Linked DNA regions of Homo sapiens: all the other regions are linked to region 7. Evidence: chromatin loops called from intact Hi-C (ENCODE). Cell type or tissue: K562. All regions are shown on one strand. Each heading gives the region's core, and the rest is flanking DNA. Links, peaks and the distances in the headings are about the cores only.

What was found. A loop is a pair of places that touch in the nucleus more often than their neighbours do. Peaks named below come from ENCODE experiments on the same cell type or tissue, not always from the same donor. Only the 100,000 strongest peaks of a DNase experiment are listed, where the experiment ranks them.
Region 1: a loop joins it to region 7, with 2.1 times the contacts of the local background. A loop is called at or near these places in 4 of 110 quality-filtered maps.
Region 2: it touches region 7 in a loop (6-fold over the local background); 8 of 110 quality-filtered maps call a loop at or near these places.
Region 3: it touches region 7 in a loop (9-fold over the local background); 66 of 110 quality-filtered maps call a loop at or near these places.
Region 4: it touches region 7 in a loop (5-fold over the local background); 30 of 110 quality-filtered maps call a loop at or near these places.
Region 5: a loop joins it to region 7, with 12 times the contacts of the local background. A loop is called at or near these places in 14 of 110 quality-filtered maps.
Region 6: a loop joins it to region 7, with 39 times the contacts of the local background. A loop is called at or near these places in 8 of 110 quality-filtered maps.

The regions. Positions count from the first base shown.
Region 1 is chr1:248,755,676-248,760,337 of GRCh38, forward strand. LYPD8 (LY6/PLAUR domain containing 8) reads right to left here and starts at 84. Exons shown (of 7, transcript NM_001085474.2): 1 at 30-84. In K562, for the core only: no CTCF peak of the experiment used is centred there; a DNase peak (open chromatin) is centred at 2,846.
Region 2 is chr1:247,934,476-247,939,137 of GRCh38, forward strand. It overlaps OR2AJ1 (olfactory receptor family 2 subfamily AJ member 1), which reads left to right. Exons shown (of 2, transcript NM_001355235.2): 2 at 1-864. The coding sequence ends at 280. It also overlaps the pseudogene CLK3P2, a transcript of OR2L13 not described here and the pseudogene OR2X1P. Among named protein-coding and RNA genes, the nearest start is that of OR2AJ1, 12 kb to the left of the region's middle. In K562, for the core only: a CTCF peak has its summit at 2,611 (motif pointing right); a DNase peak (open chromatin) is centred at 2,636; H3K4me3 peaks cover 483 bases.
Region 3 is chr1:248,619,969-248,624,630 of GRCh38, forward strand. OR2T11 (olfactory receptor family 2 subfamily T member 11) reads right to left here. Exons shown (of 2, transcript NM_001001964.2): 2 at 3,589-4,662. Among named protein-coding and RNA genes, the nearest start is that of OR2T11, 13 kb to the right of the region's middle. In K562, for the core only: a CTCF peak has its summit at 2,693 (motif pointing right); no DNase peak of the experiment used is centred there.
Region 4 is chr1:248,695,810-248,700,471 of GRCh38, forward strand. OR14I1 (olfactory receptor family 14 subfamily I member 1) reads right to left here. Exons shown (of 5, transcript NM_001004734.4): 3 at 3,038-3,096. It also overlaps the pseudogene LYPD9P. Among named protein-coding and RNA genes, the nearest start is that of OR14I1, 4.6 kb to the right of the region's middle. In K562, for the core only: CTCF peaks have their summits at 648 (motif pointing right) and 2,297; no DNase peak of the experiment used is centred there.
Region 5 is chr1:248,402,436-248,407,097 of GRCh38, forward strand. OR2T1 (olfactory receptor family 2 subfamily T member 1) reads left to right here and starts at 613. Exons shown (of 2, transcript NM_030904.2): 1 at 613-810; 2 at 3,680-4,662. The coding sequence starts at 3,713. In K562, for the core only: a CTCF peak has its summit at 1,764; a DNase peak (open chromatin) is centred at 1,776.
Region 6 is chr1:247,679,171-247,683,518 of GRCh38, forward strand. OR13G1 (olfactory receptor family 13 subfamily G member 1) reads right to left here and starts at 569. Exons shown (of 2, transcript NM_001005487.2): 1 at 470-569. In K562, for the core only: a CTCF peak has its summit at 2,323 (motif pointing right); a DNase peak (open chromatin) is centred at 2,311.
Region 7 is chr1:248,804,765-248,809,426 of GRCh38, forward strand. It overlaps LOC124904577 (a long non-coding RNA gene), which reads right to left and starts at 2,754. Exons shown (of 2, transcript XR_007067008.1): 1 at 2,285-2,754. RefSeq lists an enhancer at 489-698. In K562, for the core only: a CTCF peak has its summit at 2,557 (motif pointing left); a DNase peak (open chromatin) is centred at 2,577.

The DNA of each region.
Region 1 (4,662 bases), core at 347-4,346, 49 kb before region 7:
CTCAGGCCCCGGCCTCGCAGTCCTCTCACCTTCTGGATCTGGCCTGGTGACTGTCCTACAGAAGGTGGTTCCCAGTAGAGGCTTAGGGCTGGTATGGGAGAGGCCTTATATAGCAGGTGGCTGTAAAATCAAAAAGCACAGCTGTCTTCTGGGGTGGGACCTCTGGGTCAGACAGGCTAAGGCTTCTGGCTCTCAGACTGTGCCCTGCCCAATAGAGCTACAGGCTGCCCAACCCTTTGGCATCTGTGCAGCTCGTGCCCTCTCTGAGACCTCTAGGAATTGGGAACAACTTTGGTCAAGGCCTGCCTTTGGCAAAATGTAAACAGGAGTAAGGTATCTTCCAGCATTGTCTGTGGCCTTCTAAGTCAATTCCATGACCTGCTAATGACAAGCACCTAACAACCTGCTAACAGTCACCATGATTAGCCCATTTATAGATGAGAAAACCAAAGCACAGAAAGAGAGCCATAAGAGATATGCTCATGGGCACACAGCCGGGGCACAGTCAGAACTCAGAGCTCCGAATCAGACTATGTGGGGTCTGTGCAACTCAGGAAAGGGCCTCAGTTTCCCACAGGCAAGTGTCTTAACCTTGTTAGATTTGAGGGTCCTCCAACCAAGATGAGTGTAAACTCACTGTGCAGCCTCATAGTGTGGTAGAGGGACCATGACGTGAAGCCCCTGCCTGCAGTGTGCTCTGCACACTGGGTGAGAGCCCACAGCAGCCATCGAGAGAGTCTTTCTGGCCAAGTGATCTGAGCAGCTACTGGTAACAGCCCAGGTCAGGTCAACTGAGGCCTCTCTGTATTAGTCAGGTTCTCTGTCCTCTAGAGAAGGTGAGTTTATATATGTATGAAGGGGAGTTCATTAAGGAGTATTGACTCACATGATCACAGGGTGAAGTCCCACAATAGGCTGTCTGTGACCTGAAGACCAAGGAAGCCAGTCTGAGTCCCAAAACCTCAAAAGTGCAGCCTTCAGTCTGTGGCTGATGGCCTGAGAGCCCCTGGCAAACCACTGGTGTAGGCCCAAGAGTCCCAAAGCCGAAGAACTTGGAGTCCGATGTTTGAGGGAAGGAAGCATCCAGCATGGGAGAAAGATGGAGACTGGGAGACTCAGCCAGTCTGGTCCTTCCTCGTTCTGCTGCCTGCTTTTATCCTAGCTGTGTTGGCAGTTGATTAGATGATGTCCACCCAGATGTAGGCTGGGAGGCTAGGCCAGTCTAGCCTTTTGACATTTTTCTGCCTGCTTTATATTCTAGCAGAGCTGGCAGCTGATCAGATGGTGCCCACCCAGACTGAGGGTGGCTCTGCCTCTGCCAGTCCACGGACTCGAGTGTTAATCTCCTTTGGCAACACCCTCACAGACACATCCAGGAACAATACTTTGCAATACTTTTCAATCCAATCATGTTGACACTCAATATTAACCCTCACACTCTCCCAGTCTCCTCACACTGTGCCATGGGTGCTCCTGGTTTTGAGTGTGGACTTGAGTTATCTTCCCTCCTCATCTTTCCACTGTGCTGACACTTTATACACACACGGTGGGGAGTGGGAGGAGCCCACTCAGCCGAGGATGCAGAGGTTGAGGGGCACACATCATACCAGTATCCCCCAGCCTGCATTTAAACCTTGCAGTTCCCTGCTCTTGAAAATACCCCTTGGGGATGGCTACGCTACCTGTGTCTCAGCTCTCTCTTCCTTCCCCAAACTCATGCATTCATTCAACAAACATTTTTTGAGCACCCTCCCTGTCTTAGGCCTACTGTAGGAAACCGGGAGGTATTTGTGAGCAAAAAGACAAAGACCTTTGCCCTCCTGGAGTGTAGTCTAGAGAGGACTACAGACAACATAAATTAAAGTGGTAAATAAGCAAATCACAGGGAAAGTCAGAATGTGGTGACTGCTCTGGCAAAAAGACAAAGAGTAGGATAAGTCATCAACCATGCTAGGGGGTGAGCAGGTGCAGGCTTCCACTTTCAATGAGGAGGTTGTAGTAGGTCTCATGGAGAAGACAAAATCTGAGTTATTTTTATAAGCAGAGACTCTGGCCATCTCTTATTCTCTCCTCTCCTCACCATCTGCCTTCAGGCTGCTTATCACAGCATTTTCCTAAAAAAAAAAAAAAGCAGCTTCCTCCCTAACAGAACCATATTGTTTCCCAGCACACATTAGTCAGTCACCTGGCAGGGCACAACAAGAGAAGTGGCACAGTAATATCCAATGGGGTGTGTGTGGGCTTGCGGGTTTCAGGAATGTGGCCTCCCTGAGCCACCGATGGAGGATCCAAAGAGCTCATGAACACTGCCTCTGAGATAACAGCTCTGGTGTCAGGCTGAGTACTGGCATGAGAAAATCGGGCTGATCAATGTTAATTCCTCTCAGAAGGCACCAGATACTCAGGCAAATGGACCCAAAGCGACCACAAAGATCTGAGTCTGAATCCAGACTTTGTCCCTCACATCACATAAGTTACTTATTAACCGCACTTGTTGGGCCAGAGCTCTTTGTCTTTAAAATGGAATCATCAGGCCCTGAAGAAATGCCTCCTGATGATTTATTTACTCCTGGAATCATCACCCCATTCCTCTGTGTTTTTCCAAGGCCATCTATCTATCAATAATGTCCTGAGGACGTCTAACCATGTGGGAATTATTATTAATAGCACGTATGATTTTAACTGAGCCATTTATCAGTAAGGACACTGAAGACAATGGAAGCCCCCTGAACTAGGCTGCGCAGTCTATACGGCTGCTCACAGCAGTCCTGGGTTCATCCTTTTGAAGCCCCGGCAGTGCGCCAAGGGTACCCCCAGCTGCCTTGACAGATAAGGAAACAGGCCCAGGGAGGCCTTCCCTATAGGCCTTCAGACGCCTGGGCCAGCAATCTTTCCATTTCAACATGGCTCAGGTGGGACGCAGCCTCCACCCGCAGGATTGGAGACATCGACTTGACTCCACTCCTCCCTCTCCCAGAGGTTCACCTCTCTGTCATTAATGTGGGGTCCAAGGACCTGAATCAGTCACAGGGAATTATGAAAAAGCACCTCTCTAAAGCCGACTCCTCCTGACTAGCAAAGAAGTCCAGAGACCCAGGAGAAGCTAAGTCGCAACAAGCAGCCCAACTTTTAAACTAAGAAGCCCTGGGCACACCGTAGGCACCCTAGTTCCATCATCTTCTTAGAAGGGGACAAGGTTGGCTGTCCCTACAGCCTGCTGAGCTGAGGCAAACCTGGAGCTCAGCTGAGTCCCAGTGAGTCATCCGGTGGTAAATCTGGAACCACTTTAGGAAACGGCCTTTTCCCAAAGCTTCCCTTGATGACCAGCAAAGCTTGGAGGTGAGTTTCCAGGGGAGCCTACCCCATTTTGGAATAAGCATGTGGAGGTGTGTAGGGTCAGGTCAGGGAAGCTGGGGCAGGAATTATATCCAACAGGAGTCTAAGCCAAAGACTCAGCAAAAGGATCAAGAGCATCCACCCCTGACCCGCCTTCTCTCTGTGTTTGCTTCTGGGAGCCTTTCATTGACTAGCTCATTCCTCCCGCTTGGAGATGTGAGAATAGGCTAAAAATAATGAATTATTGCCCCCAACATTCCTGCCCCCCAGTCACCTTGCAGAGGAAATGAGCATATCCTGGAAGATAAACTTCCCCAATAGTCCATGGCCTTATGTAAGATGATGATCCCCCCGAGTCTTGGGTTTCCCATCTTTCAAGTGGCAAAAACAGCACTACGGCCTGAGTAGCTATTCTGAGGGTCAAAGGAGGTCGCACAAGCCGACAATGATGATGAAACTATCACTTCATAAAGGGCTCTAAAAACAATGGCTACTACTGCTATCATTGTTCTCTGAGCTCATATCGGCAACTGCACAGCCCAGAGGGACATTCGCATCTGCACAGGGCAATGGTCTGAGGTGAGGTCCAGCCTCAGAACACACTTCTACCACAATTAGATACTACTTCATGCCCACTAACACAAATAAAATCAAAAAGAAAGAAAGAAAAAGAGACAGAGAAAGAAAGAAAGAAAGAAAGAGAAGGAAGCAAGGAAAATTGCGAGCATTAGGAAGGATATGGAGAAATTGGAACCTTCATACACTACTGGTAGGAATGTAAAATGGTGCAGCCACTGTGGAAAGAGTTTGGCAGTTCCTCTAAGAGAGTTACCCATGACACAGCAATTCCACACCTAGGTATATACCCAATATAATTGAATGAAAACAACTGTTTATACAAAAACTTGTACATGAATAATCATAGCAGTATTATTAGACTTAATTTACGAGTATATATATATATATATGTGAAAGTTACGGGTGCAACTTTATACCATAACTTTCTTCACATCTCTCTTCCCCACTTCTGGTTTCTTTTTGCCTTTTCAAGTAAATGATTTTAAAATGGCTTCCAAATTACACAAAATTATTTTTTATAAAATGCAATTTACAGAATTATATATTAATTAGAATTTTTATTTCTAGTAATCTTAAATTTTAGTGAAAATGGGAAGCAAGAAATCTGAACTGTATGTCAGATGTTAGCATTTTATAGATAAAATTATTTCACTATTTCAGAACCATGTTTTCTCATATAATAATTATTTACATTGGAAATGACCCAGACATTCAATAAGCATTTGTTATTTAATTTAAAATAATGTT
Region 2 (4,662 bases), core at 296-4,295, 870 kb before region 7:
GTCATTTTCCACTTGTTCCTTCCACATGATTGTGGTCACGATGTACTATGGGCCATTTATTTTTACATATATGAGACCTAAATCATACCACACTCCAGGCCAGGATAAGTTCCTGGCAATATTCTATACGATCCTCACACCCACACTCAACCCTTTCATCTACAGCTTTAGGAATAAAGATGTTCTGGCGGTGATGAAAAATATGCTCAAAAGTAACTTTCTGCACAAAAAAATGAATAGGAAAATTCCTGAATGTGTGTTCTGTCTATTTCTATGTTAAATGCCTGAAGGATACTCATGAGAGGTTTCCTAGAAAGAAATCAAAGCTTCTATCTTACCACATATAAGAAGTGAATATTTCAGAAACATTGTTAATAATAAACAATAATATGTGTTTGTGTTGTAAACACGTACCTCTAAAAATGTAGTGTTCCTTCTGTGGTACCAATTATAATCATGCAACAGTTACAGGAAGTAGAAGTTACCCAAGGCGTCCTATTCCCTAACACCAAAATTGTAAGACTTATGAGAATATCCCTAAAAATACAGTCACACATCCATTGTATAAAAGACAAATCCATGTTTATTTTTATAAAACTTTGTTAAATTATATTGCTAACAATCACTTATCAAAAATTCACAAATTCCATATGAAATCATTATTCTTTGCCTGGTTTATCAACACCTTTATTTAGTAAAATTTTACAGATACACATATATATGCACACACACATATATATGTACACACATATATACAGATATAAGTTGTGTTAAAATTGAATTACTCATCCTATGCTAGAAGCAACTATACAATATTAGATAGGAATATCATAAAAATTGCCTTATTTCATTTATACATACAGGATGATGTTTTACAAACTCTTCTAGCAATTTATCCTAATAGTTATTTCAAAGAAGATAATAAATATTTCTATTGAGAATTCATTTAATTTTTTTCCTTTTTTTTTTTTTTTTTTTTACAAACACTAAGACACACTTTGTAAGTTTAAAATGTATGGGCCAGGCGCGGTGGATCACGCCTGTAATCCCAACACTTTCGGAGGCCTAGGTGGGCGGATCACGAGGTCAGCAGATCGAGACCATCCTGACTAACACGGTGAAACCCCGTCTCTACTAAAAATACAAAAAAATTAGCCGGGCGTGGTGGCGGGCGCCTGTAGTCCCAGCTACTCGGGAGGCTGAGGCAGGAGAATGGCGGGAACCCGGGAGGCGGAGCTTGCAGTGAGCCAAGATGGCGCCACCGCACTCCAGCCTGGGCCACAGAGCTAGACTCCATCTCAAAAAAACAAACAAAAAACAAAACAAAAACAAAAACAAAAAACACGTATGAACAGCTTGAGTCAAATCTGCCTTCTGGCAGCTGGGCACCAAGTCTGCTCCCCCGCAGGCTCCTGCCTTCCTTCACATTGCACTGCTCATTGTGTGGTTCTGGTCCTGGGACCTGGTGGTAGGGGCTGGAGAATGGGGATTGGGCAGCCCAGTTCCGCTCTCCTCATGCAGTGTCCTGCGTCTGTCATCTGCTTGGGTTGTGGCTTGTGTGGAAGGACCACGACTGAGGTTGCCAGGCCAGCAAAGACGGGGTGCAGAAGAGTCTCAGCCAGAGTGATGTGCTGGGCAGCGTCCAATTTTACCACCCTCCGCATCAGGTCAAACAGCTGCACGTGCTCCAGAGAGTCTTGGAGCATGTCACTCTTCAGACGTTTGCAGTTCTTCACATATGGGCTGTCAGAGCTGTTCTCATCCCAAACTAGGCCCCATTTGTAGAAATATTTCTGCTTCTTGGTACAGGAGATCACGCGTAATGGGATGAGCCGTAGGGTCTTCAACATCACCAGGCGCTCTTGGTTTTCACAGGTCTGGAAGAGTGTGAAACCTGGTAGTACTTAAAGAGAAGGTAGCCCATGCCCTGGACATGGCAGGGGCGTGTCCAGCCCAGATCAAGGATCAGTTCAGGCAGGCGACAGTGACCGTGGTCACCATGGCGATGTGGTGCCCACGGTCAGAGGTGGCATTGGGGAAGTCAGCCACTCGGACGCTGGTGCTCCTCACTGACTTCTCATCGCTCCTGTGCTCGCTGTAGACGGTGTTTAACTCAGAATCCACATGCAGGATGTTCTCGGTTTTCAGGTGTGCGTGGGTCAGCCGGTTCTCGTGCAGAAATCTAAGGGTGTGGCAGAGCTGGTGGGCCATGTGCCAGACATGTGGGAGGGGAATGGCTGGATGTTATTCTCCTTCGGGAACTCAAGGGTTTTCCTGCCCAGGAGCTCAAAGGTGATATGCATGGACCGCGGAGGGTGAACCAGTCACACCCCAAGACGCACAGCAGCTGGTTCTCTTAGTCCTTCTCGTTTATTTTTTTCGAGAGCGTTGAGTTTTGGCGGTGCCGCCTCCCGGTGCTTGCCCACATTGCAGATGACCCTCCGGCAACCCGAGACGTCCTTCTGGCAGGGTCCAAGCACTCACCCCCTTGCCACAGGCGCCTTGGCCCAGGTTCCCACTTGTCTTTATTGCTCTTGGGGCCAATCACCGACCCGGCCACCAGGTGGCGCCTGTTTATCATCTTCCGCACCTGCGCCCTGGGCTCACTCGCTGGGGCTGCCGGAGGACGCGCTCCTTCAGGACCCGCTGCGGCCACCAGGTGGAGCCTCTTTATCATCTTCCGCACCCGAGCCCCGGGCTCACTCGCTGGGGCTGCCGGAGGACGCGCTGCTGCGAGACCAGCCGCGGCGTCTTTGGCAGTAGTGGGCGTGCTTGCGGGTCCAGGAGGGCCCCTCTCCCGCGACCGCCGACCACGATGAGAGCGTGAAGACCCTCTCGAAAGGAAGGGCTCTGCTCTACACACTGGTGTCTCCTGCGGAAGGGCAGCTGGGCACGCCTTCCAGACCGAGGTATCAGACGAGAGGCCCCCTGGGGACGGGGCGGTTACCGCAGTCTCCCTTCTTGCTCCCGACTGTCAGCCCTCCTCCCCTCCCATCAGCAGCTCAGGGATGGGGCTGGCTCTGGGGCCTCCTCTTCCATCAACCCCTCAGCTACGGGGCTGGTTCAGGGGACTCCTCCCCTCCCATCAGCAGCTCAGGGATGGGGCTGGCTCTGGGGCCTCCTCTTCCATCAACCCCTCAGCTACGGGGCTGGTTCAGGGGACTCCTCCCCTCCCATCAGCAGCTCAGGGATGGGGCTGGCTCTGGGGCCTCCTCTCCCAGGCTCAGCTGCCGCTGGGACCCACTCCCCTGAGCGCCTCTCCCCTAAGTAATGTTATTCATAGCAAAAACTAGAAAAACACATTTTAATGAAATAAATGTTCAGGTTAATTTTATTATAGCATGCCAACTAAATGTTTTATACTATAGAAATAAATATTTAACAAAATATGAAGATATATATGAAACTTTAATGAAAAATGATTAGCCTTTCACAATTGGAAAATTAAAAACAATAGTAATAAATGTTAACCATATTTTGGTGAATTGGACATCATAACATATTGTAGGCATACATGAAATATGGTACAAACATTTTAAAAAGAACAGTGTGGCAATATATATTAAGGACCTTAAATAAACTATGAAATTATCTTCTAATAATACAACTATTTAATGTTCATAATTTAGACATAAAATAAGCAATTATTATATATTAATAACATTTTTTCCCTGACAATTGAGTTTTTTTACTTGATTCCAGTCCTGTAACAGTCTCCTATCCCTGGTGTGCTAAGGAGTTTTATTTCAGTAGAGAATGAGTAAAATTACTAATATAATGATATATAAAAATGTATTGCTAAGAGACGTTCAAAATTGACTGGAAGTGCTAATGTTAATATTAGATGCATCAGGTGCTGTATTTTTTTAAAGCCTGCTTTTACAACTCATAATAATACCTAATGTGGACCCAAGAGCAGCATGAAATCAGAGACAGTAAAAATCCGAATAGCAAGATATTATTGTAAGCAAGAGAAAGTCATTCTGCTGAACAGATCTGAGGATGATATAGAAGTTTAGAAGTCAGAATTCATAGATTTACAAATTTCCAGATTAAAATACAAAAATAATCTGTGATAGGGCTAAAAAACATTTTTTTCCTGTTGGGGATATAGAAACATAGAAACGCCTACATTGAGGGTAGTAGAAGACTTCATGTAAATAAACATGCCCACACACACATGCACACATACACACTGACACACACACATATATTTTTCTTAATAAAGAGTGTAAAGAGCATGGTTCAATCAGTGTGGGATTGTAAAGCATACTTGGATGAAATTGGAAGTGGAAAGTAAGATATTTTAAACATTAACCACATACCTAAAGTACTGCACATAGAAATAATTAGGCTTAAAGGTAAAGCCTATCACAATCTAAAGACATGCATTTGTAGTGGTGCGTGTTCAGATACCTGGGTATTGTGGTGGAGATACACATAGTCTTTTGAACATTCCGTTGTAGGTCGCTGGTAGCTGGATATGTCCTTTAAACTTTTGTGGCAATTCATTTGAGAAGAAACGCAGCTTTTTCTATTGAGTTCTTATGCTATAAGTAAAGGATGCAAGACATTAATTAGACAAAATAAGGTAAAATTTTGTATTCGCTTAGAGAGTTTAAGAGGCTATTAGCCACTAGTCTCTATAGTGCCTAAGTAAAT
Region 3 (4,662 bases), core at 239-4,238, 180 kb before region 7:
CTCTTGTAGCCCAGCTTGCCCTCTGCACTTGCTCTTCTGCATATCACTGATGGCAGCTAGTTTTGGGACCTTGTTCACCAAGTCAGGTTTTGAGAGGTGAAGTCAAATTTTGTTCATAACTACTCTAGGCTCTTCATTAATGGCTGGGACTCTGGAAATAAGCTCATTCTGATGGAAAGGCTAATAAGGAATCTGTTTTCTTTTTAAAAATTCTTTTAATCTTCCCATTTTTGTGTCTTTTCTCTTTACTGGTATTTGAAATGCACATCTTTGTAACCAGGTCACAAGAATGATTTTGCTTGGATTGTTTGGTGGCCTCAGACATAGGGTTCAGAAGCATCTTTCAATGTCATTATCTTTTTATCAGATCTTGAATTGCTTATTTGTTGTTTGTGTATGTTTATGTCCATGGGCACTAATATGGGTTCTTCTCACTACAAAAATCAGGGTCCCCTTCCTAAAATTCCGGCTAAATACTAAAGGGTTTTAAACCAAAAGTAAAATTCTAAGCCTCCCTCAACCATCTGAATAGGGCCCTCGTCTCAGCAAAGGCATTCCAAAGTTAACCTGATAAACTAGTTCAGGCCATGATAGGAAGGAAGAGCTTGACATGCCTCAGGATACCCTCCCTCCCTTTTGGAATTACTGATAGAACAGATTCTTTAAGACTTAAGTCTAATTAAAAAACATTTACAATCTTCTCTCTGAAGCCTGCTTGTTGGAGGCCTCATCTACAAGATCAAGTCTTGGTCTCCACAAACCCTTACCATAACCAGACATTTCTTTCTACTGATAAACAACTCTTTCAGCTAATTGCCAATCAGAAAATCTTTGAATCTGCCTCTGACTTAGAAACTCCTGCTTCCAATTGTTGTGTGTTTCCAGGTCAAACCACTGTACATCTTATACATGTTGACTGATGTCTTATGTCTCCCTAAAATGCGTAACACCAAGTTGTCCGGCCACCTCAGACCCGTGTTTCTCAGGATCTTCTGAGGGTGGTTCCATGGGCCATTGGTCACTCATTTGGCTCAGAATAAATCTTAAAATACAGGGTTTGACTTTTCATCGACAGGGTATACAATTTATATAATTTTCAATGAATAGTAAAAATTAAACTGTAGTATTTAGGAATATTTATCCAGTCATGCAAGAAGAAATCCAGGGAATAATTACTATGAAATTCATTTGGCAAAATAACTGACCAATATTCTTCGCTGTCAAGGCCCAACTAAAGAAATGTTAGAAACTTAACTGAAATGAGTGAGAATTGCTCAGTCAAGTTTCATTAAGCCAATATTAGAGTATGTCTAGAAAAATAAGCCACAGACACACCCATGGCCATTTTTCCAAAGAGGTTTTTAGAACACTCAGTACGTATATATTTTCTTAAGGTGGGGGAAGGCATATAGGAAGACGGGCGGGTTGGTGGTAAGGTCAATGGTTACGTTTCTGTGAGACTTCAGTTAGTGCCCAGTAAATGTACATTTTACACAGGATAAGGTGAATGTCTGAAGAGATAGAAGGAGCCAAGGAAGAGTCAATTATGCAGAAGTCCCTGGGTAGGTGGAGGAATGATTTGTCTCATCCGGTCTTTCTTCTGCTCCTGGAAAGAAGCTTGTCATCAACATTATCAGTGTGCAATTGAGCAGACAGAAGAGTTCAAGACCAGCCTGGCCAATATGGTGAAACCCTGTCTCTACTAAAAATACAAAAAATTAGCCAGGCATGGTGGTGGGTGCCTGTAATCCCAGCTACTTGAGAGGCTGTGGCAGGAGAATCACTTGAACCCAGGAGGGGAGGTTACACTGAGCTGAGATCATGCCATTGCACTCCAGCGTGGGCAGCAAGAGCAAAACTGTTTCAAAATAATGTCAGCATTAAGAGAAATTGAGTGACGGCCACATTGGAAGCTCATTGTGCTAATTTTGCACATTTTTGCATGTCTAATAGTTCAAATGAAAGTTAGAGACATTTAGAATAATGCCTGTTTTTGCCCTGGGGCATGTGCGGTGATCAAACAAGAGCGCCCTGGAGTGCTGGTTATGTTCCGTTTCTTGATGGGGTGCGGGGTTATTTCATGAATGGTTTCACAACTGTTTTCTTGAGATGATTAATAATGAGTTTTGCATGGCATTTCTAGTGTTATATTTCATAGTATAAGAAGAGATTAACGCTGATTTATAATGTGATTTTCTTAGAAGCCCTGCTGTTGCCTGCGTCATTAAGTGGTGATTCAATTCACTCCCTAAAATTACAAAGTGGCTGGAATTAAATATCCCCAAGCAAAGACTTCTTTCCTCTATGTTGTAGCAAATTCAGTAACTTTTCAAGTTTTACCAAATAAAGTGAGGGATATTAACTATAATATTTAAAGCTATTAAATTCTATCTATAATTACAGAAATATATATGGAGAAACAAACTTTTTGGCAAATTATTTGGCAATAAATAATCATAGATTCAAGGTTTTTATACAATTCATTGTATTTTTTCCAATTGATTCTGGAGGGATTACAGAGTAAAAATAACTGCTAAAATGCAGAAAATGTTTAATAACAAAAATGATGTCACCATCAGTCCAAAGGTACCGATATTATTCATTTTTTTTTTTTTATTCTCCTAATGATACATGCAGTTTTAAAGAATAGAGAACACATGGTGTTGTTTTAGGATAATGTCATATTACTAACTGGCCACAAGGTGTCAGGAGGAGGATGTCATGGTGTCCCATAGTAACAATCACTTGGGACTTCATATTCATGTATAGATTTCTTCTTCCTGTACAGATAGATCAGCAAGCCAAGAGAAAGTGGGGAGATATATAACCATCTTAGACGCAATCGCAAATGTCTCAGTGCAGTACCTGAGGTAGAAGCTATTCAACGAATCAAGGAACTCCTGATGAGAGCTTTGCCCAGGGAACCCACAGAAGACGGCTTGGCTAGATCACTCAGGCAGAGCCCCCATGGCCTGAAGGAGCAACAGTTGTAGGCTTAGAAAATATCTGCTCTAAGAAGCCTCTTCCTCATTCTTCAACTATGATAGACTCTGAGCAAGATAGTAAACTATGGCACAGAGAGGTTAGGTAACATGCTCAGGGCACACAGCCCAGAAAGAAATAGGCTAATATTCAGACTCCAGGGGGTTCAAGCTCCAAGCATATGGCCTTATCACCCTTAAATTGCCTTTGAAATTGGCAGATGGGGTGGAAATAATTAAAGAACAGTTAAATATTCATGGGGAAAAAACCTTATAAAAAGCTGTTCAACATCTGAACAATCTGTTGCTGGGCATATATGCTGGTATCACACAGTATTTTAGTGAAATCTGTGTGCCCATCTCCTCTTGGTGCCAACTACAACTAGGACACTCAGAGCAGGGACATTTTCCCACGCTAAATGGGAACCCATCACCAGAGAAGCCACCACCAAAGCCAAGATTACAGAGAGAATGTTTTAGGAGTAGGGTGGAATTTAACTTCTAAACGTAAATAATTAACATTTTGAAATGAAGTGACAGTGTCACCTTATAATGCAAAATCATGCCATATTATACAAGAAACTCCACACCATGAAGAATTCTGCCTATACAACTTTTAATTGCCCAAAGAGACAAATTTATTGAAATAAACAGCTACTGAACATCTATTACATACTGCAAATTATATGCCTTGGAAAAGCATAAATATGACACACTTTATTCACAAAGGAATAAGTTTGTAGTAGTAACAGCAGTTGCTGCTGTTATTTTGTCCTTGTTTTTAACATAATTCTAGTTAACATATTGAGTGCCTACTATTTTCTGGCCACCATCCCGAACACACATCATGAATCGTCTGACAAATGTGCTGTGCTAAATTCATAAATTCAATGCAAAGGAGGGGGAGTCCGAAGGTTGTCCTACAACCCAGATGTCTCTACTAGCTTATTAACTTACCTCTTCTCCAAGATGATTCTCTTCTCCTCTCAAACTTTTGACGGGACCACCCTGATCTTTACTCATAGACGCTCTCATTGATTCTAACTGCACCGAGAAGATACAAACCATCGGAAGGGATCTTAGTTATAACACACGCTCTGCCTGACCTCCTGCTATTGTCACTGAGTTGGCCATGCTCTTACAAAAGTTCAAACTCTCCACTTCTAAACTGGTTTCTGTGCTTTCGGCCACTCTCAAAGGCCATCTTTCTGAAACTTTCCTCCATTTCTCATATATCGATTTTCTTTTTGTACTGAATTATTCCTTTGAACTTCATACTCAATATCACATGACAGCACCATTAACATCAAACACATTGGTATCACGTTTTTCTAGTTATACTCCATTTCCTTTACAAAAAAATCTAAAAATTCATACTCAACTTACCTTATCCACTTCCTCCCCCTTGATTTTACCCTGAATCATCTCTAAGCATATCTCCATTAAAAATGGTCACTAAGGTTACAAGTAACCTTTCATGTTGCTAAATACAGTAACCAAATCTCACTTATTTCAACCATAGACTGCACTTGTTGCAGTTGCTTTTACTTTCTTTAAACACTTTGTCTTAGATTTCTTCTAACCTCATAAAACCCTATCTTTCTAATTTTTCATGTGACGCCAGCTGCCTCAGATCTCAGTCTCAAGCTTTCTCTTAAGAAAACTCTCAAAAAACCTGTTT
Region 4 (4,662 bases), core at 380-4,379, 110 kb before region 7:
CAGTAAGCTAAAAACAATAATAAAATATTTTCCATCCTTTTACTTACACAAATGTGTCCTCAGAATGACCTAAAAGGTTTGGAATGTTCGCAAGAGTTTCATGCCAGAGAATTGCAGCACTGAGAAATCTGGATCCTGGTCTCCAGCCCATCTCCTTTCCCCATTCCACACTCCCCTTCAACTGTGAAGGCCATCGCGATCATGTGTGTGGACACGCCAATGCTGAAGTTTAAACTCCCCACTCCCACCACCTCTGACAACTGCTAGGTTAGATCTCAGTCTGTTTGAGCAAGAAATCCCAGGATTCTTGGTAGCCAGGCAAAGTGGGGAAAGGGCATACAGGATCTGGGTGGGCATGTCCCCTTGGTGTCACATACTACTCATCCCATAGGGGCTAACAGAGGCAGAAGAGGCCCTGGTCTGGGGGAGGTGAACAAATCAAAACTACCTTTTGATAGCCTAAGGAGAATTCTTCAGGGAAATACCATGGCTTTTACTCCTTTTTTCCCCTTGCTCTTAATTTTCCACAGATTTCCACCTCTTTATTCATAGTCCCCACCATTCTCTGCTCTGTGCCTGGACATCTTTTACTGGAACAGCCAAGCCCAGTCTTTGCCCATGACAGCAGGTGGCAGCAAGAACACTTGAATGGAAGCGGGGAATCAGTCGACTTCTGTTCACTAGGACATTATTATGGAGCCCCAGAGGCAGATAGTGCAGAAGAAGCTAAGGCTCTTTCTTGTTAGGGCCCCTTCTTTGAGTATCCTGTGCATTCTGCCACCCGTGACCTTTACTTGTAAGACCACATTTTTCTGTGTAAGTGTTTGGAAGTAGACCTTTTTCAGGCCTCCACTCAAAAAATGTCCCTTTTTCTGTGAGGCCTTTCCTGACCAACCCCGTGAATTATCCCTACCCTGCACATCCTGTCCTGTTTTGTCTCTCTCCGTAGTATTTATCATCATCTGACATATCATATTTTTTTCTTCTTTGTTTTTTTCTGCTTCCTCCATCTGAAAATGAGCTCCATAATGGCAGGGATTTTTATAGTAACTCTAGTGTTATTGGATGCGTTTGAAAGTGTCACATGAGGAAGGCAGGGGTGAGGATTAGGGAAGGGTGAATGGGGTGGGTGGATCTAGTTCTAGCGGCTGTTCTATGAGAATGAGTACATTTGCTTGTCAATGGCAAATAACTAGCCAGTCTTCTATCTTTTTTTAACAGTCTCCTGGGAGATTAAGATGAGTGATCTAGAGGAGGAAGATGTTGATGAATTCAGCTCCAGTGGTTTTAAGTGCCCAACATGCTTTGCAGTGCAAGGAAGGAAATGCGATACAGAACTCAAATGGTGTGCAGCAGATAAAATAAAGTGTATTGAATTCTCTGGCATCATAAACACAGGTACTTTTCTAGGATGTACTGGTATTCTCTCACAAGCTTATGGGGTATGTGTTCCAAGGGTAGGGTTGAGGAGAAATCAGCTTTTGTCCAAATCTCTTAGAAATGAGGACACAGCAGTGGTCTGACTCTGTAAATATGTCCAACTGGCTTTCACATTCACTTATTTTTGAATTGATACATGTATTCATTGACAGGCTCTCTACTAGCTTTGAGGAAGTTGGTTCAGCATATTGGAGGAATCTTCATCTTCTGCAAATTTTGGTTAGGTTTAAAAAAAAAAAAAAAAAAAAAACATGGCCGGGCGCGGTAGCTCATGCCTGTAATCCCAGCACTTTGGGAGGCTGAGGCGGGCAGATCACTTGAGGTCGGGAGTTCAAGACCAGCCTGACCAACATGGAGAAACCCCGTCCCTACTAAAAATACAAAATTGGCCGGAGTGGTGGCACATGCCTGTAATCCCAGCTACTCGGGAGACTGAGGCAGGAGAATCACTTGAACCCAGGAGGCGGAGGTTGTGGTGAGCCGAGATTGCTCCACTGCACTCCAGCCTGGGCAACAAGAGCAAAACTCCATCTCAAAAAAACAAAAAACAAAAAACCACGGGGGCAATGTGTGCTTTTTTCCTCTGTTGTTGTTGTTGAAATTTTCAAAATAAGAGCTCTGGAGAGAGGCAATGACCAAGCTTAAACTTTCTTCAAAAAGATTGCAAATTATATTTTACTATGCTTGCTTTAAGAAAATACAATACAAAATTCTAAATTAATTGAAGACATTTAAATGAGAAATGATTTAGGAGTGATAGTGTGGAATAGCACGAAATGCAGTGGGCTGAGTTCCGTGAGGGTTGGGTTGTTTCCATAATTCCTCTTTACCTGCTCACTTCCTCCTGCTGACGCTGGGGAGCTCCACCTTCCTGAAGTTCATCTAAGTGAGGTAATTAGAAGGCTAACCATGTTGGTTGGTCTCTTGGATTCTTATGTTTCTACTTTCTGTAATTTGCATAATAAAAGAGATGTATTTGCTTTAAAATAGCAATCACTCGATTGCTATTGACACTGCAGAAGAAGTAAGATGAAATCATCGAGAGCGTAGAATATGTGCCATGTGAAAGAATATGTCTGAAGGTGCTTTGAAAGGCAGGGAACACAATCACAGTCGTAGCTTTTTTATGGCTATTGCTAGTTCTTAAATGATAACTCAGACCAAGAATAAGAGATTAGATTTATGTTCCTAAATTTACAAAGAGTCTACATAACTGAAACACAGACATACCCCCTCCCCTGAGTATCAGTAGCATACAGGATACCCCTAACAAAGTCATTAGGACTTCTTACTACCATTGGCATAAAGGGTCTATAAAAGCATATGCTATCTCAAGTGGTAATGTAAGTTGGAAAAAAGTTCATATAAAGTTTAGAAAATATGCCAATATGTGATTGACATAGATTTTGAGAAGATTTAGGAATTTGGAAGTCCCATCTTTGGAGGACACATTTCTAGCTCATTGCCTCTGCTGCAGAGAGCCCTGTCAGATGGATCACACCAGAGTGTGACTTGACTTATATCCTACTCCAGCCCAGTCTGTATGAGTAAAATGCAGAGTATAAGGAAGGAGGAGGAGAGTGGAAGTCTCACTTACAGTTTCTTGCAGGTATTCGTGACGTAGCCATTGAAATGAAGAGATGCACACAAGCAGACCTATGCAAAGAGACGATAACTTCTTAGATGGGTTTTCCAATTGCTAACAAGAGTAGAAATTGCAAATCAGCCATCAGAAATGGGGCCAGAATCAGACCCCCATCTCCCATCTTCTTTGTTCTTTTCCTGGGGAGGGTACTTCATGGAGCTCTGGCAAGAGCCTAGCCACTTCCATTTATGAATTAAACCTGAATTTTTTTGTTAATGTATTCTTTCATGAGTGTTAATTTCTCCATAGTTATATTCAGTTGTCCATTTGTTTACTCATTCAATGAGTTTACTTGTTGTGTATCCAGCCTTGCATAAAGTGTGTTAGGGTCAAAGTGAATCAGCTTTGGGTCCCTGCCTTTAAGGTCCCAAAGCATTTAGAGAATGAGGACGTGTGCAGTTAAAATGCTGAGAAAGCAATTTAAGAAGAACATAAAAGAGCAGAAGCACTCTGCTTAAGGAGCCTGAGGGATTGGTTTGGACATAGGGTAAAAGTAGAAGACTGTGGGTTTGATTAAGGAAAGATTGGGATTTTAGATGGACTTTGAGGAGACCTTTACTATATGGCAGCAGAAATAACATGCACTGAGACATGGACATGGGGAGATGGGTGGAGGCTAAGATGCAGTAGCTGAAATTAATGGTAGGAGGAGTGGGGGAGAGGAAAATGTCAGCAAGTATATGGGCCTGGCTGGAAGCATCTTTCTGAGAGGGATGGAAAGTGCTGCCCTGGATGAACACAGTGGACTCACTGAGCTGAGGACAGGCCAGCTCTGTGATGGAAAACAGTTTCCTTCAATCCACCAGAGAGATGATCAAAAGCCAAGGTCCCTGGTTCTCACTGCTGACTACTTTTTGTTTTGTTTGTTTGTTTGTTTGTTTTGAGACAGAGTCTCGCTCTATCGCCCAGGCTGGAGTGCAGTGGCGCAATCTCGGCTCACTGCAAGCTCTGCCTCCTGGGTCAAGCAATTCTCCTGCCTCAGCCTCCCAAGTAGCTGGGACTACAGGCACGTGCCACCACGCCCAGCTAATTTTTTATATTTTTATTAGAGATGGGGTTTCACCATGATGTTAGCCAGGATGGTCTTGATCTCCTGACCTCGTGATCCGCCTGCCTTGGCCTCCCAAAGTGCTGGGATTTCAGGCCTGAGCCACCGCGTCCGGCCCACTGCTGACTACTTAGTACAGAATCACCCAGGAGCTTTAAATTAGAATGCGCATCCTAGGCCCCCTGCCAGAAATTCAGATTCAGCTGATTTGGGATGAGCCTGGCCTTGCTCCCGCATTTTTGTCCTTTGTGTTGTTTTAAATGCTCCCCAACCAGGGTGACTTTAATTTTCAGCTACTATTTTTTAAAATAACTGAAGTATAAGTAAAAGATCATAATTTATTTTACCCAAAGTGAAAGACCTCCAATTAAAGCCAACCAACTATAGCGTGTAAAACAGAAGATTGTTTACATGATATCAAATGTCAATTGATATAAAGTTTGAAAAATTGCAAGTACTCTTCTTTAGCTTTAGATTAGTTGTGCAATACAAGAACACTAACCAAATTAATGGCTTTTCTTCTCAAAGG
Region 5 (4,662 bases), core at 253-4,252, 400 kb before region 7:
GAATGCATAAAATAACTGGAGAAGTGTGACCGGTATAGAGAAGGAGGACAGAAAACCTTGTAGTCATATTCACATTATGAAATGTTGAATGTTGCAAAGAGAGAAAACTGGTTCCAAGCAGATTCAGAAGGCAAGGAAGAATCCTGCATGAAGCAGCTTTAATTTAAGCTAATGCAGAGCTTCCTAACAAGGCTGCTGCATTGAAGGAGCATGGAGCTTGCTCTTTTCTTTGGCAGAAACTTCACCAGTGGTCATAGGGAAGCAAGCAAAGGCTGCAACTTACAAGTTAGGAATTATCTTGTCACTTGATTTAAAGGATGGGCTTGGAGATCATCACAGTCCTGGGCAAGCATTGTGTCCTACCTTCAAACTGTAGTGATGTGGGAGGAAAATATTTGCGGCCATCCCTACTCAACCAACATGCACGCCTTATAAAATAGTACAGAATATTTACAAATGTCAGGATAACATAAATGCATTGATTTATCTCTTGGTGTACGGTATTATGCAATAAAAAATAGTTTAGGTAGGCCTAAAAGACAATTTTATCCAATAAAATTATGTCTATTTTATCCACTAACTTTTTAAAAATAATTTTCTCAAAATTTGCAGGCCAAGCATACTTCTGCTCTTCAAAGGCATTTAGATGTTCTGCAAGCTTAATTGAAATGCACAGTTTTTTCTGAGAATTTCTACTAAGTAACAATCCTTTCAAGTCAAAGGATACTTGGGGGAAAAGATAGACTTTAACTGCTGATGTAACTTCACTGGGAGCACCTGGGTTTACAGACCTTTTCTGAAGATCAGGAGGTATTTGCAATTTAAATTCATAGATTTTAGTTGAATATGTAGATTGCTTAAATGAGAGATTGAGAATTTGCACCCATTTACCAATAGTTTTGAAATAATTTGCAGATATCTTACATTTTACTTGGTATTGTATAAAATATTTGCACCTGTAACTATAAATTTCTTATTTGATTCTTAAAGTAACCCTGAATGTTTATTATATCAATTAATATAAGCAGATACTGAGGCTCAGGGTGTTTAGGAAGATAATCCAAGGTCACAGAATTAATTAATGTCGTGACCAGAGGAAGAACTCAATTCATTTAATTCTAAATTTTGTTTTACTGTATGTTGCCTTCATCATTTCAGAAACAAATGCCTATATAAAGTCACAGAATCATTCCAAACATTTTCTGATTATTTTTATGTGTACTAAACCATAGCAAAGCTGTATGATCTATGCCCAGGAGATATTCAACAAGTATAGTTACTTATTGTGCTCACTCTAGTGAGAGAGCAGATAATAAATTTAACAAAACATTTTACTTAAAATCATAATTTACTTTGAGGAGGGCTTGTTCTCTGATAAATTAGATCTTTTGTATGCAGATAGGAAAAGTAAGGCCACTTGGCTGCAAAATGGAGTAGACTTTAGAATTTCCCTTTGCATTGCTAGGTTTGCAGGGCTAGCTGGCCATAGAAAAAGCTAGAACCACAGAAGAGTTACATATATACATATATAAATCTATGGGAGGAAATTATGAATGTATATACTTATATATATATATATAATGGATAAAAGATCATCCTTTATATTCTTGAAGTTTGTTGTGGATTTTACTGTAACCTGAAATTGTATAAAACAGTCCCTCAGTTTTTCTTAATTGCCAGAGCTACGGAAAAATTCCAATTTCCAAAAATCATCGGTGAGTTATACCTCAATATGTATGTCCCTGTGCTATTACATATACGTGTGTGTGTGTGTGTATAAAATGGGAGTAAGGGTGAACAGACAGCAGAGACCACTGTTTGACTTTGTGAAGCAGCACATGATTTTCCCTCTGTTTCTGGTGTCTTATCGCATGATAAAAGTCAAACCGAAAATGTAGGAAGTGTGGAAGTAGCTGAAATACTGCTAATATTTAGGCTGCGACATAAACTGGAGAGGAGTTTCCCTTTAGAAATATATTTTTATAGGTTCCATTAATGAAACCTAAAAAAAGTAAAATGAGGGAGGTTGTAAGTAATGATGACATTGTACATAGTATCATAAAAATGTATAAAACCTGACACCAAATATTCTGAATTAGCAAAATATACATTATATATATATATAAAATATACATATGATGTATCTATGTGTACATTTTTATATATGTGTGTATATCTGTACACATAGTTTATATCCATAAAACAGCAATCCTGATTATAATAATTTATGTGATCTACTCTCAAGTATGACTAATTTTCATTAGTCACATTAGTTATTACATTGTTAACAATTTAGCAGGTTCACATGCTTGGTACATTTTATTTGCTAATTACAGTAAATGTCTAGCTGCTATTCCCATATAAAGCTTCCTATATACACAATGCCATGTGTATGAATATATAATGAATTGAGACTATCTAGTCCAAACACTCCTGGCACTAACAGACCCCGTGACCACCAACACGTTACCCTCAATGCTGTCATTGGTGAGAGGGGCTTTTATAGCTCCTCACTTCTTAGTTTTATTGTGAAGATCAGGGAGTCAATAGTTACAAAGTACTTCTTAGCATGACACTTTGCAAAATAAACTCCACGATGTCATCATCATTATTCTCAATAGCAACTTCTTTTTCTGGGCAATTGACTCAAATGCTAATATTTTTAGAATATTTAGAGGAGCACTAGACTAGTTTGATCAATTTTACTCCCAAATATGTTGGTAAAATGTCTTTCTTGGGACACTTTTAGCCTTAAACAATGTGAAAAATCATCCTTTACTTCCATGAAGTTTGTTGTGGATATTTGTTTCTTTATTGTAACCTGAAATTGTATAAAACACACTCAGTTTTTCTTAATTATGAAGAACTATGAAAAATTCTAATTTCCAAAAATAATCAGTGAATTATAGCTCAATGTTTACGTCCCTGTGGTATTTCCTCTGAATATTAATTGCTAATACTGATTTCTAATGGTCATGCTAATCATAATCCTAATGCTAATTCCTCATCATCTTAAAATTGAAAATAAATAAAATTCTACAACACTGAATGCCTCTTGTATTGAGAATAATTTTTATGTCTAAATTTGCAAGAGTAGTTTCCGTTGAGTTTCTGTTGCCCTTTTTATTTCATCCCTTATAATTTGTCTGGGACATGGATAAACTAACACCAAGTATACTCTCATGATGTAGACAGTGACTTGTGACCCAAATGGTAGATAACCCGTACTTGTAGCTAAATGGAAGACATGAGCTACTCACAGCCAGCACCAAAGATGTTTTGAAAGTAGTGGTGATGCCAACCATACAAAGACACATTAAATAATAATACAAATTTAAATGCATCTAAGGTAATACACACACGCATACACCGGACCATGGTATGCGTAACTGCTGTGTAGCATGGTATGCAACCTTAGGCATTGTTATGCACATCATCGTAATACAGTATCATCTGCTGACCTCATCTTCTCCAATGTATTTAAGCAATTATTGATTAATAATGACCAATTTTATTTAAAAACCTTCTGGAATAGAGTAAATGCTAGATATCAGTCTCAATGTGGCAAGAATACTATTTTTTAAATGTTTTCTTCCCACTTTTAAAAGTTTGCTGCCTAACAATTAATTCACATGTTGTTATTTTACTGCCCTGGGAATGCTATCATCTTATTTGGAAGATATTACCTTATATCGGCACAACTGTAGGATCAATGGAAGAGTACAACACATCCTCTACAGACTTCACTTTCATGGGGCTGTTCAACAGAAAGGAAACCTCAGGTCTTATTTTTGCCATCATCTCTATCATCTTCTTCACCGCACTGATGGCCAATGGGGTTATGATCTTCCTGATCCAAACAGATTTGCGCCTTCATACACCCATGTACTTCCTCCTCAGCCACCTTTCCTTAATTGACATGATGTATATTTCCACTATTGTGCCTAAGATGCTGGTTAATTACCTGCTGGATCAAAGGACCATTTCCTTTGTGGGGTGCACAGCTCAACACTTCCTCTACCTTACCCTTGTGGGAGCTGAATTCTTCCTGCTGGGCCTCATGGCCTATGACCGCTATGTGGCCATTTGCAACCCTCTGAGATACCCTGTCCTCATGAGCCGCCGGGTCTGTTGGATGATTATAGCAGGTTCCTGGTTTGGGGGCTCTTTGGATGGCTTCCTCCTAACCCCCATCACCATGAGCTTTCCCTTCTGCAATTCCCGGGAGATTAACCACTTCTTCTGTGAGGCACCAGCAGTCCTGAAGTTGGCATGTGCAGACACAGCCCTCTACGAGACAGTGATGTATGTGTGCTGTGTTTTGATGCTGCTGATTCCTTTCTCTGTAGTCCTTGCTTCCTATGCCCGAATCCTGACTACAGTTCAGTGCATGAGCTCAGTGGAGGGCAGGAAGAAGGCATTTGCCACTTGCTCATCCCACATGACTGTGGTGTCCTTGTTCTACGGGGCTGCCATGTACACCTACATGCTGCCACATTCTTACCACAAGCCAGCCCAGGACAAAGTCCTCTCTGTGTTTTACACCATTCTCACACCCATGCTGAACCCCCTCATCTACAGCCTTAGAAACAAGGATGTGACTGGAGCTCTGAAGAGGGCCTTGGGGAGGTTCAAGGGTCCTCAAAGGGTGTCAGGAGGTGT
Region 6 (4,348 bases), core at 349-4,348, 1.1 Mb before region 7:
GCTTGGAGCATCCTGATACAATGAGAAGTTTTGCAAGCTAATTCTTAAACTATTTAGCTAAGTCTTTATGATAATTAAAGAAAGGACATATTCTAAAACAATTTCTCATACATGTCAAGCATTCCCATAACTTGGTAAAGTATGTTAACCTAAATTTAGTTGACTGTCTTTTAAACTCCAACTTTTGCATATTTGATATGAAAGGAAAAATTTTGAAAGGCTGGCAGGCAATATAAATACTTGCATCATCAGTATTTTGATACATTGATAGCATAAAATCCCCTGTTTTGAATTAAAGTACAATCCGCGGATGGATTGTGTGTGTGTGTGTGTGTGTGTGTGTGTGTGTGTGTGTGCGCGCTATGGCTAAAAAGGAATTAAATATGTTACCTGGCTCAAAAATATCCCTACTCAGGCCATGATTTTATGGTAAACTTAAGAATTAGACAGTCTGCCCACAAATACTCACTGTAGTTTTTTGCAGAGTATTGTCATGTTCAAATGGTGACCTGTATTAAATCACTGTAAAAAACTAAAAGTACAGTAGCTCTTGCCAGTTTGCTATCAAATGAGCTCTTTCATGCTTGCTTTAGTATTGGTTTATTTATACTTAAGATCAATGAAAAGCATGGTTCCTGACTCAAGGACAAGGGACCCCAAGGAAGAGCATCTTGAAGTGATTTGCTATTAGTTACATTAAAATGTATCCCAGAGGAACAGTTTTTAAAACCCTGAACTAATTACCAATTATGATGTTCAATCACTTGGTCTTTGTGTGTCAACCTTTTTCTGTGAAGACCAAAAGGTATCCCGAGATAATGTCTTCATGGAGTAGGAAACCTGAATAATGAGACACAGTGGAAATGCTGGTGGGAGATTTAAAGAATAAATGGATGGACATTGTTATAAAAGCAATTACATCTGCTTCGGAGATCTTCTCCCAATATAAACTTAGACAGTGTTAAAAGAAAAATCTTAGACAAGTTAAATTTAACAGAGTTCATTTGAGCAGAGAAAATAAAAAATATTTATGAACCAGATAACATTCAGGACCAAAAGCAGTGCAGAGAGCTTCATCCTACAAGGCGTTGCAGGCAATATTTATAGCTGGAGAAATGGAAATGACATGCGGAAATAACTTGATTGACTAGAGTTCTGTGTTTGCTTTATTTGGATGTTTTGGCAGGTTTCGGCCTACAGTTGGCTGAAGGTTAGGCTGCTATGATTCGCTGAGATTTTGCTACTTGTTATAATGTATGCTCTGAAGTTAGGTTGCAGGTTGTTTACACATTAAGTTAGGTTACAGTTTACCATGTACACAGGCAGATTTAGGACAAACAGTTCAATTTAATAAGAGGAAGAGTGGTAGGAAATGAATTCCAAGATGAAGGTTAAAGCAAAGTTTGTCATTTAGTCCTCTACTCTGTGCAGGCCTGGAGGATCTTACAAATAAAATATGAAATGCAATTTGGTTTTCATTTGTTTAATGTAACACGCAAACCCTTCAGCTAAATTTCTTTCTGAATTGTTTGAAAAACTGTTCTGTACATCCTTTTGCTGTTTATGCATACCCAAACACAAATGCAACTCATCTGTGTGATGTACGCATAATGAAATAACATTGTCTCTATCCCTCTTGCTGAATAGCCTCATAGTTTGAAATGTTCATTAGAATTCAAACACACATTTACATGTTTACCATGTATTTCTTTCTCCTATTTGTTTATCTTAAAGAAAAGTTACATGGGTAAATATCAGATCACTTTAACAGCTTTTTAAAGCTTCCAGACAGTGATCTAAATGCTTATTTCACATTTATTGTAAGCATAGTATTACTAAATATTAGTTAAGTATATCAAACTATCAATATGAGAGCAAGTAAGGGGCAGGAATTATATGTAGTTGTCATCACACGGCCAAATAGAAATTAATCATTTGCCTTTAAAGAGTGTTTGCTGTTGAGCCAGTTGACATAATTTATCTTGCTTTAGTAATATTCTTTACAGGTAAAATAACCTACTCATTTCCACAATGATAAAACATTGTTGTTTTATCGCTTTGAACAAGTACATTAAAATAATACAGAACAGTTGAAGATGTGATGACTGCACAATGAACCAGAATAACATTGAATTAAATGTATTCGTAAATGGGTGGAGAGGAGGTATTTGGTGGAAAAAAAAAAAGCTGAAATACTTGAGCCAATTAAGTCCCTTGACTCCAAACCCATCCCTACGCACTCAGATCTTGGATGCTGGATTGGGTGAACCCTACAACCACATCGCTGTTAGCGTGTTGGCACCTCATGAACTCTGCCAGTAGGGGGCAATAGAGGTAAACTGTAAGACTAGAGGAGAAAAAACAGGTCCCTTCCCTGTTTGCTTCTCCTGGTCTTTTTGGTGAAGTTCTAGAACTTCTAGTATTTTGACTTTTGATTTTAAATACCCCAGGATGATTGGAATTTGCCTTATTCTTATTTTCAGTCTGTCAAATTAAGTCATGTATCATTAGAAGCAATACTGTTGTATGCGCCAGAGAACTGGTTTTATGATCTATTTGTAGTAGAAGGGCTGCCTTGTCATTATCAAAGGTTACTCTTCAGAAAAGTTGCTTGCCTTATTAGCTATGTATTCTAATAGCATAACGACTATACCAACTTTGTTTTGTTTAATTTTTCATGGTATATATTTTTCCATCTTCATTTTGGGTGTTTTCTTCGTGTTCATTTGAGAATGTGTTAAGTGTAATACAGTTTTGTTTTTTAACAAAATCAGTCAGTCTTTATGCTTTAATTTCAGCACTTTAGTTGCCTTTAATTTAATTTCAGACACATTTGTGTTTGCTTTATGAATATATTATTGTTATTTGGCTCATCTATGTTCTTTCTCCCTGTTTTATCTTACTTTATCTTATTTTATTCCACATTTCCATCTATGAGGTGAGTAGTCATGCATTTCTACACCGATTTGAGTGTTTATGCATTTTTGACTTATTATGGTCAAGTAGAAATTACTTATTTTACCACTTTCTAGAGACACTGTGCTTTTAGAACACTAACTACTTTAGTCCCTTCTTTGTATTGTTTTTATAATGGATTATAATTAAACGCATATCTCAAACCCCACCACCCATAACTTTTATTGTTTAATCAGTCTGTATTCCTTTGCATGTGCTCTTATATTGCTTTTTTCATTGTTCTTCCACTCTCCTGCCCATTTTTCCCATTTGGGCCATTTTCTTCTGCCTGCATAACTCTTCTTTTAATGCAAACCTACAGGTTTGCTGACAAGAAATTCTCTCATTCTTTTATGTATTAAAATTTTTTGTTGGTATTAGTTTTGGAAATTATGTTTTCTGGGTATATGATTTTACGTTGACTATTGTTTTATTTAGCACATTAAAGATATACCTAAATTGTCTTATAGCATTCACAGTTTATGTTGAAAAGTCAACTGTCAGTAGTATTGTTGCTTATTTGAACAAAATGTCTTCTTTTCCTCTTATTGCGGCATTTAAGCTTATCTTTAGTTTTAGCAATTTTAGTGTGATGTCTCTAGGATATGATTGAACTTTTATCTTGCTTGAAGCTTGCCAATAATATTTATCTGTGGGTATCATTATTTATGCTGCTTCTGCCCCCCTTTTTAAATCTGTGTTCCTCCCAGGGTGAAAATAACATGCATGCTAGAACTTTTCACTATGGTTTTTATCTTACGTGTTGTACCTTCCAATTATGTTTCTTCTCTTTAAATATTTTTTATTAACTCATATTCAAGCAAGTAATCAGATCGTCTACTGGATCTAACATTCCGTCAATCCCAAACTATTAGCTGTTAACTTCAGGTAGAGTATTTCATGCTTTTATAATTCTATTGAATATTAATTTTAGACATATGTATTTACTTCTAATATTTCTAGTTTTTCTATCTGCATCTTTTCATCTCTCATCTCTATTTTCATCTCATATTCTCTTCAACATATTAATAATAGCCATATTATTTTATTTGTTTATTGTTGATTCATCAAACTTTTATTAAATAAAATTTACTGTATTGTAAAAAGGGAATTTGGGGTAGTTTCTTCAATGGCACAGTTATACAAGGTAGCTGCAGACTGATCTCTAGATCTTTTTTTTCCATTTTTCGAATTTTCTTTGCCTATTTCCCAATCTCTTATCCCCTGAACACACACAGACACACACACACACATCCCTACACACTTTGTGTCCCTTTATGGGGACACACTTACAATAGTCACTTACTATGCAAGTTTACAAGTTTATGGCTAGGGAGGACACTGAAGAACAAATGCTTTTATATACCTTTAGTGGGCTTTTTTCCACATTTTT
Region 7 (4,662 bases), core at 440-4,439:
GGCAGGTGGGCTCCTGGCCTCTCTCTCCAAGTGGAGTGGGAGGCTGAAACCATAGCAACACTGAGGTTAGCACACAAGGCAGGTGACATTAAGCAACATCCTCTCCTTCTTCCCTAAACCACAGCAGCCCCTGCGAACCTGTACAGCTCCATGAGCCTCCTCCAGCCTTCACTGCTGCCCCAGGCCCCCAGGCCCTTAAGAATTCCTGCTGGAAAAAAGCAGGCCGTGGCACAACTGAGATTTCCTTGTGTCAGTGTGAAGATGATCCAGCTCTTCTGCATGTTATTGCAGAAATCATAGAGACGAAACAGGATGGGGTGGCCTGGAAGGAGCATGGAAGATGAAGCCGCAGCTGAGGAAGAAGGCAGCTCTGCTGCTCCACTCTACCCTAGACCAAGAAGGTTCCTCTTTTCTAAATGGGGAAGAAACTCATTTTGACACTCCCTTCCTCCTATGTTTGAATAAATCAAGAAGCGTATCTGCACTGTGCAGTGAAAGCCACCTGCCTGCCTGGAGAAAGAGAAACTACTGCCCAGCACTCTGAGCTCTTCGACCTCTGGACGATGATCATCTCACACCCAAGCAGAAATATCCAGCAGCCCTCTGCTCCCTCCGGGCTGGGTCCTAACCAACTCTGGACTTGCTCAGGTTTCTCATGCTCCAACCCCTAACCCTGTCTGCAAACACATGCACCATTTCACATCATCCATCAGAACTCTTCGCATGGCCCAGCCTCCACTGCCAGCTGTATAATTTTAGTGCTTTAGATAACCTTAGAGGTTATCTACTGAGTCTGTCCACACTTCCGGCAGATTGGAACACTGAGGCCCAGAGGAGCTGAGTGAATTGTCCCTGTGCACATAACCCCTTGTGGCAGGGGCAGGCCAAGGGCAACCCTCTCTGAATAGTGTGGTCAGTGTTTTTAACACCGAAGCTCTCAAAAGAACTAATGTTTACTGAGCACCTAGAATGAGGGTGACCATATGTCCTAGATCACCCAAGTCAGTCCCAGGCCACACCTGCCCCCTTTCACACTCAGCTGTCCCAATTTAGACTATGCATCACGTATGGTCCCTGTACATATGTCTATTGTGTTATGTGTTGAGTGAGATGGAGTCAAGGATGATACTGACCCCTTCTTCTGAGGACTTAGGACCAACAAGAGACATGTCTACAACAACCGGCCCATTCTTCAGTAAGTCAAAAGAGCCATGGGGAACTTGAGAGTGATAAGGATTAATTCAGACTGGGCTAGAGAGGTGCCTGTGGTTGAATCCCAGCTCATGTGGACTTTTGACCACATGATCTGGTCCTCAAACCACAGGCAGCAGTTTGACAGTTTGAGAAGGGAGGAAACTTGTGCCAAGGGTAGCACAAGCAGAAGTAAGTCAGTAGACAGCTGTTTGGTGAAAATTTCCACATTCCAGGTCCTGAGAACACCAAGATGGGTGAGACACAGGCCCTGGGAGCTCAAGACAGATTTGGGAAGAGTGAGGATTGGGAGCCAGGCACCACTTCTCCAGTCTGAGACCAAGGGGCTGGTTCAGAGCTTCGGAGAGCAATGCCCAGCTGTAACCTCCCAGATTTTTCCTTGACTGCAGCCCTCATTAGTTATTTATTTACTTATTTTTAGAAATAGGTTGTCCCTCTGTCACCCATTCTGAAATAGTGGTGTGATCATAGCTCACTGCAGCCTCAAACTCCTGGGCTCAGGAGATCCTCCCACTAGCCTCAGGAGTAGCTAGGACTACAGGTGCATGCCATCACGCATTGCTAATTTTTTTACTTTTTGTAGAGTCGGGTTCTCACTATGATGCTGAGGCTGGCCTCAAACTTGGTCCTCAAGTGAGCCTCCCACCTTGGCCTTCCAAAGCATTGGGATTACAGCTGTGAGCCATTGCTCCTGGCCTGGTTATGTATTTTTCACTGCCCTGCACCACCTGTGCACACCTGCATTCCTTACCTGGAAGACCCACCCATGGCATTACAGTTTATAGTGTTCCTAACAAGGCCTACCACAGTGTTTGTACACTGAAAGATCCTGGTGAACATTTCTTAGTAAACTACACATATCCATTTGCCAGCCAGTGTATGGTCTCCTGGTTCCCTTATCCCAGGGCATGAGCAATGTGTTGCAGCCTGGGGCTCAGGAATGGTGAGCAGGCGTGGGTGGAGAAATTTATAAAGAGGCTGTGGAAAGGGAGAGGGAAAAGACACTAGGGAGGCCAAGGAAGGAGGTGAGCTCTGAGGAGAACAGGGTACATCTACATATCGAACATCTTACCTCCTGAGACCAGCTGCGCTGCAGACTTGAGCCAGCTCTCACACGCAATAGGTGATTCCGAGGACACACGGGAATGCAAGAGGCCCATGACAAGTACAAATAGGGTTCCATTCTGATGTATACACACCCCCACCCTTCTATGTGCAGTTTTTCAGGCCCTTCTGCAAAGTGCCCATGAGGCTGACCACGCAGGCTTGGAGGGTCAACACGCAGTGCGCGCAGGGAAATGCAGAGCCCAGGCTCTGCGCACTTTCTGGTAGCTGCTGCCCCCTGCTGACACAGCAAGACCTTGACAGCCCAAGAAGGTCATCTCCGCTCTTCCTGCCAGGCAGAGTAGGAGCATCTACAGATGGGTTGATTCCACACCCCACAAATACGTACAATTACAATATGTCAATTTTAAAAGATGTCTAAAGGCTGGAAGCATAACCAGGCATGGTGGCTCATGCCTGTAATCCCAGCAATTTGGGAGGCCGAGGTAGGGGGATCGTTTGAGCCCAGGAGTTTAAGACCACCCTGGGCAACACAGGGAAACCCCGCCTCCAAAATAATCCAAAAATTAGCTGGGCATGGTGGGACACACCTGTAGTCCCAGCTACTTGGTAGGCTGAGGTGGGAGGATCTCTTGAGCCGAGAAGGTCGAGGTTGCAGTGAGCCAAGATCACATCACTGCACTCCAGCCTGGGCTAGAACGAGTGTCACAAAAACAAACAAAAAAAAAGGCAAAGAGCAGTGGTTCAAGCCTGTAATCCCAGCACTTTAGGTCAAGGAGGGAGGACTGCTTAAGTCCAAGAGTTCAAAACCATTTTGGGCAACACTGCAATACATCTCTACAGAGAAAAAAAAAATTAAGTTAAAAATTAGCGGGGTATGGTGGTGTGCATCTGTGGTCGTAGCTACTAGGGAAGCTGAGACAGAAAGATTGCTCGAGCCCAGGAGTCCCACGCCGCAGTGAGTTATGATTGCACCACTGCACTCCAGTCTGAGCAACAGCGCAAAACCCTGTCTCATAATAAAATAAATATTAAAAATTAAATTTTTAAAAAGGCAGTGGGGTTGTCATGCTTGTCAAAAATCATATCCAGATGAGGAGGGAAACACAACCCTTTCATAGAGTCCACTTGCCTAGCGCAAGATGGGATGAAGCCTCCGTGAGTTAAGCACTCCGAGGCTGTGAAGAGGTGCTAACAGGAATCGCTGCACCTCAGATCCACTGATGTAGCAGCATGCCACACATGCCTCTATGCTCCCATTTTATAGGCGATAAAATTGAAGCGTCATGAAATTTGAGAATTCCCATAGAGATGTGATCCTGGGATTGTGCATCACCAGGTCCTGACCTCCAAACTGCTGTACTGATAAACCCACCTGATACAGCTGTGGGCTAAGAGAAGGGGCAAGAAGCAAAAGCACATTTCCTGAGCATCTGTTGGTGAGAGCCTGTGTCAGGTGTTGGGTAGACTGAGGCCCCAGCCCCACACTTGAGGAAGATGAAGATCAGAACAATTCATTACCAACAGGCCAATGTAACATGTAACATGACACAGTACAGGAATGGGGGATGGGGCCCTATGTCCCCCACACCTTGACCATCTCTTCCTCACCTTAAACAAAATTTCTCGACCCTCTTTGCTGGGAGAAGGAGCTAAGAAACAGTATTCCCACTTCTCATCTCTTCTTCCCAGCAAAACTTCCTCGGAGATGACTACCTCCACTTCCTCACCTCCTGTTCCTGTGAGCCCAGTGGTTCAAGCGTTTGGACTCTAGAGTCCAAGTGCCTAGTGGGAGCCGCCTCCGTTACCTTCAGCAAGGCTGAGTACCCCCCATTGTGCCTTATTTTCTTACCGTGGAAAGGAAATCATAGTGTTTATCTGTCCTATAACATTGTTGTAGAGATTAATTAGGGGCGTTCCTGGTACGTGAAATGCACTGGATGAGTACAAGTTACTACAACGAGGGTGGGAGGGAGGGAGCTCTTCGGCTTCTGTCTTCTTCTCCTTAGAAGTACCATTGGCTCTAACCTTCCTGGTCTCTCTTCCCGCCTGCCGCATCTTCTAGGTGATTTTGCAAGGAGAAACGCACGTGCATGGCATAGCCCTTCTTTTCTAGGGCTCTTCTGTACCAGGAGCCTCACAGGTCCTGCCTGCCAGTGACTGGGTAGGGAAGTCCAGCACTGTGTGTCATCTCAGAAAGCCCTTCATTAGGACTATAATACTGTATTATAGACTGAAAATTTGCTGAGAGTAGATTTTAGGCGGTTTCACAACAAAAAAGGGGGGAGGTAACTGCAAAATGATAGGCCAATTTGATACCTATTTCATTATGTGCATCAAAATACCATGTTGTTCACCTCCTATACATACAATTTAAAAAATTTA